Regions from separate parts of the Homo sapiens genome. Here region 1 is linked to region 2. The links are chromatin loops, found by intact Hi-C in ENCODE. Cell type or tissue: IMR-90. All regions are shown on one strand. Links, peaks and the distances in the headings refer to the core of each region. The heading gives the core; the rest is flanking DNA. Region 1 has its middle 170 kb from the start of MIR3668. Region 2 holds the start of LOC105378027 (a long non-coding RNA gene).

Region 1 (2,827 bases), core at 48-2,547, 160 kb after region 2:
CCACAAATAATTCTGTTTTCTCTTTCTCAAACAAAACTGCTTAGTCTTCTCCCTTCCTATGATTGCAAAAGCGATGTGTTCACTCATCTGAACTTAACCACAGGTCTTGCACTCTGACAATATTTGTCTTTACAGCCACCTTTCCTTGCTCCAAACAGTACACCTTTTAAGTCAGTCTCTTTCCACATGCTCTGTCTACAAACATATCTTCCTGGCTTAAAGTTAGTCCTACTTTTTTTTAATTAATCACCCTACAGACACCAGCTAATTGCAAAACACTCAAAGTTACCCCGTGTATCATGATTCCTCTGTCCTGTGACTCATTAGCTCACTAAACATTGAATAATCACAGACATTAATTTCAAATAAGAAAAAATTTACTTCTAAAGGTAATACATTCTTTTCATTTTGTTTCTCAATTCCATTTTAACTCCTTCTGTGATCTTGCCTCATCTTTCTAACTCAGGCATTTCCTAAGCCATAAAGTTTGGAAAGCACTATGTATCAAAGGCCTGGTGTTAGACCATGCTGGCCCTAAAACGCCATGCTACCTTGAGTCTCATGCTTTGTAAATGGGGTTATTTGGCTGGAAAATTGGTTCTTAACTTGGATATAGATACTAGAGAGAAATGATTAACAATATTGCAATGCAATACACTAGCAGAGAAATAAGTATATAATATGACTTGTGATGAAATTCTAAAACCCTCTTCAGACAATCTAGCATGCATAGAACCAGATGTTTCTGAAATACCTTCCTTCCTTCCCTATTGAGATTAATTGGTCTGGAATTATTTCTTTAAACCTTCAGCTTTATCATCTCATGATTCTATAAAGCACATTTTACATTTAAATATAGTCTATTTATAACCACCATCACACAGATACCAGTAAATAGCATTGTAAATCCTTTCATACAGAGAACCATTAATGAATTAATTATTACATTAATTCACTCCATAAATATGTACCATATGTCTCATATGTTGGAGCTCATGCAGAATAATTTCCAGTAGGTTTTACAGATTAAACAAAAACAAAGCTCAAAAAGTTAAATAACTTGCCCAAGGTCACATAGCCAGTAGTTAAACATATGGTCAAGTCGTAGCAAAGTCCATGTGTTTTTCATTCCATTCCACTGACCTCAAGGAGCTCCTGGGTTAGAGAAGGAAATGTACGACCAAGTAAATAGTTTTAAAATGAAGAACAAGAAGGTGTTTTGCTATGAAGTTTTTTGGTGTATCCTCTCCCTCTGAGATTCTCCTGAGTCCAAAAAATAAATAAAATATTTTTTATTATTTTAATCACTAGACTTTCTTTTAAAGTAGAAGAACTTTGAACAAGCCATAAAATTTATTATGGCTTGTATGAAGATTTCTTTGCTGATGGTTTAAAATGTAAATATATTTGGCCTTAAGAGTAACTTTAAAAAAATGGTATTGTTACTTGAAGAAAGAACCTCAATATGCAAATTTTTCTGTACGCCTCTGGCCACCCTTGAAACAAGCAGATGGACTGGGCTCTGCCTGCCTGATCACTTTCCCAATGAGAGTCAGACTCTGTGGGGAGAGGGAAAGTTAATTAAGGCCTCTTAACAAAGCAAGTCAAAGCAACAAGTCTCATCTTTGGCCACATTACTGCTATTTTGCATTCTGAGCCCTGTTGTTGGAAGTTCTCTTACTTATTAATGCACTTAATGAACAGATTCCATCTTTCTTCAGAGCAATTGCTGTAGGGACAGCACATCCTGCCCCTTCTCAGCCATCGTTACCCTATTGTGCATAGGGTGGTCAAAAATGAAAATCTCAACTCTCCTATTTGACTTGAAAGCTTCCTATTTTTATTCTACTATTCCATTGGTTTGCAGAGGAAGAAAAGGAGTATTCAGATTTATCTGTCTTTATTTGATACTATATGTGTGGCTGCTCCTATATAAAGTTCACTCATGGAGAAGAAAATAGCCTGTACAAGTATTACTTCTCAAACCAAAAAATTATTTTTCACTAGTTATACCTAAAGGCTATAACTTAGCTAAATATGAAAGGCAAGGAAGCATGAAACAGAGAGGAATGAGCCATGGTTAAGGGTAGAAAACTTCTGAAGATGTCATGTAGAAGCTGATGTTACAGTAGGGATCAGAAGGAAAAAAAAAAGAATAAGAATGTTTAAGCAAAGCAGGGCAGGAAAGAAAAATCCAGGCCAAGGAAATAGCATGTGTCTGGATAAGGGGGTTTTAAGAGTTTATATAGGAATTTGATCTCTGGGTATATCAGGCAGGAGGGGAGGTATTCCAAAATCGAATAGATGAATGCCAAATTATAATTCCCACCCTAAGAAGACAAAAACTTCACCACAAGATTATTTGTAATAGATTTCCTTGGCTGATTTTGATCAGTCAATAAGAAAACATGAATGAAGTAACAGAGGGGGTGTTGCTGGTTTTATGACTAGAAGCATTGATCTTTTTATTAATTCAAACAAACTATGCTTGACTCTCCTCTTAAATATTTGCTTCCTGAATACAAATTTTAATTATTTAAAGATAGATAGTTTATTCCAAAGGTATTTTTGTGCATAGCCTTATACTGTCACATTTTTCCCCATGCAACTTTCTCATAAAATTAGAGGCAAACTGCAAAAAAGCAAAGTATCCAAAACAGAAAACAGGAAATTCTTCTTAAGCAAATATATCATTAACTCATTTACCACTGCCTGAGAACACTGAAGCGACCTAGAATATTTTTAAATGAGATAATAAATTTATACAAAGTAAACTAGATTTTAAAGTTATAACTTTGTAACAACTCAAACAAAACATAAATCCTTA
Region 2 (2,827 bases), core at 164-2,663:
ACCTCATTATTTAATATGGAATAATTTAATGAAGCAAAAAGCAAAAATTATAGACTAAGAATATAAGCACATGATAATATATTAATCTTTCAGAAAATATCTTCATGCATGTGTTCAACTCTGACATTCAGTTTCTGGAAAAAATTAAATAAGAATACCCCCCTTACTTTAATTAGACATAATGATTTTAAAAATTGTATATTTACAGGAAGGAATGGGACATGCTACTATAAAATAATTAATCCAACATTTACCATTAAAATTTCATTTGTTGATAGGAAGTAGAATATATTTCAACACATAATTATAATGAGGTAAGATGATTTTCTATAATTAAATACTTCAAGTAGCATTTGACAAAGTAAGACTTATCTACAATGTCAAATAAAGGCATATCGCACCTAAAATAAATAATTGTTCATCTGCAACTTTTGTACATCATAATTCAAAAAATTTGATGTACTAAATAGACTCTAGTTACTATTTAAAAAGTTAGAGTAAGTAATCTGTGTTATGCTGGAAATTTGTAGATTCTTTTGTTTCCTCCTAATGATGGATTTAAGGAAAAGGAATTGAAAATAACATTTAAAATTGCTTACATTAAATATGTGAATAAAAGCCATTTTAAAAAGTTTATTATTTCTGACAGCTCATTGCGTTACTCTAACTATACTTTTTTTTTTTTTTTTTTTTTTTAATTGAGACAGAGTCTCTCTTCATTGCCCAGGCTAGAGTGCAGTGGTGCGATCTTGGCTCACTTTAACCTCTGCCTCCAGGGTTCAAGTGATTCTCCCACCTCAGCTTCCTGAGTAGCTGGGATCACAGACACATGCCACATGCCCGGATAATTTTTTTTAGTGGAGACAGGGTTTCGCCATGTTGGCCAGGATGGTCTCGAACTCCTGGCCTCAAGTGATCCGCCTGCCTAGGCCTCCCAAAGTGCTGGGATTACAGGCATGAGCCACTGCGCCTAGGCTAACTATACATCTATAGTTAGCAATTCATTTTCAAAAGCAATTCATCCTTTGGAAACAGTAGTTTGGCACAGAGGAGGCCATAAAATCAGATTTGCTATCAATTCTACCACCAATAATCTACCATGTATCTGATTTAAGAACAGTCTACAAGGACAGAAATACATCATTTTTTATTCCCTGCTCCTTTCTTAACAGAAATATGTATAAGACAGGGAAAAACACAAATTTCTGTAGTGGGATTAGGGGATTTTAATGAAGGCAACAAGAGTAATTTGAAATATCTGATGAGATGAATGAGTGATTTTTATTTTTTGTAAATAGCTATTATATTAAGGAAAGGGGCTTAAGGGGTTTAAACAAAAAACAAACAATATCATGCTAAAAAAGAGTAATTGTGGTAAGTGAGGAGCTTTAATTAAGTCTGTTAAAACTGTCTGTACTCACATTCTTGGAAATAATCCCAATTTGAAGACCACTGTTCAATGACTCCACTAGGTGAAAAATCATCTTCTTCCTATCAAAAGTGAGGTAGACATTTAATACTTCCAGTCAAGCCTGAATCAAGACTTTCTACATTTAAAAAGGCAGATGATGGAAAATTACACTAGAAATCAGCTGGAATGGGGGCAGTGTTGCTCACTGGCTCAGGTTGTGTCTACCCAGGATGACCTGATGTTCTGGTTTGCTTTCCCCAGCAGGATGTGGTGCACCTCTTGTCCCAGCATCCTGGCAGTTTTTCTTTACTTTTCTTCTTTTTCTTTCCAGACAAAAGTGTCCAAATTTAGATAATAAATTATATATCACATACTTCTACCTCAATCCTCTCCCATTTATATGACTTTTTGAGAAACTATGGTTCAAGGTTGATCAATAATTATGTAGAAATGCCCAGAGCCACAGAGTTCTTACATAAAGGGAAAATGTTCTCACCCCTAATTCCAATATTATAGAACCTGAGGCTGTGTGCTTTCTGACTGTAGCTTTATCCCCAGGTCCAAAATAATGAGCTATATAAATGACCAACATAGGACTATTTTTCAATGGGGAAAAAGGCAGGGAAACTGGATATTTAATTTGCAAAATTAAAGCTGGTCATTAGCTTCACAAAGAGATTAGCAGTCTGTCGAATTCTTACATTGATGTTTCTTAAGGGAATAAGATGGAGTGAAAATGTCTGAGCTTTTTATTTCTCAATTTAGCATAGAGTATGTGAATGAGTTACATTCATTTTCGTTCAACATTCACTCTGCAATTATTCATTAAGTATTTAAGGCACCCCAAATGCCTGTCTTCAAGGACTTTAAAGTTAAGTAGGGGAGACAGACAAGCAAAGAATGCAATATAAGGTGGTAGGTACTGCAAAAACATAAAGTGGGAAAACAAAGGAAAAACTTCCAGCATGTCAAAATGTATTAGGAAACCCTTTTGATCCTTCCTGACTTTAGACGAGTAAATAGAGCTCTGTATTTTTGGTTCATGAACGTACTTCCTTAATTCTAACAATGTGAATACACAAGTCCCCCTCCCTGACAAATGTCTGAATCTTAAAGCTGAATGTAATTGGCATCTATTTTTGAACTTTTATGAACTATTTGTGGAGAAACGTTTTGCTTCTTGATGCAAAGCCATGGGCAACTGCAATTCACCACAACTTCTCTCCTGCTGCCTGAATTCTTTGAATAAGGCATTGTGTGAAATTCCGACCTCATTAAATCTGCTGTTTAGCTGTGCTCTGTGCAGCCACTGCGAATCTGCTCTGGGTCAACCCTCCTGCTTGTGAAACCATTTAAGGCAAACAAGATGCCTGAACCATGAGGTGTAACATAATACCAAAGTCAGACAGCCACATT

The links. Peaks named below come from ENCODE experiments on the same cell type or tissue, not always from the same donor. Only the 100,000 strongest peaks of a DNase experiment are listed, where the experiment ranks them.
Region 1: a loop joins it to region 2, with 2.8 times the contacts of the local background. A loop is called at or near these places in 1 of 110 quality-filtered maps.

What each region holds. Positions count from the first base shown.
Region 1 is chr6:140,378,403-140,381,229 of GRCh38, reverse strand. No RefSeq gene overlaps it. Among named protein-coding and RNA genes, the nearest start is that of MIR3668, 170 kb to the right of the region's middle. In IMR-90, for the core only: no CTCF peak of the experiment used is centred there; a DNase peak (open chromatin) is centred at 1,109; H3K27ac peaks cover 964 bases.
Region 2 is chr6:140,537,897-140,540,723 of GRCh38, reverse strand. It overlaps LOC105378027 (a long non-coding RNA gene), which reads right to left and starts at 2,234. Exons shown (of 8, transcript XR_001744387.3): 1 at 1,422-2,234. In IMR-90, for the core only: a CTCF peak has its summit at 1,600; no DNase peak of the experiment used is centred there; H3K27ac peaks cover 1,993 bases.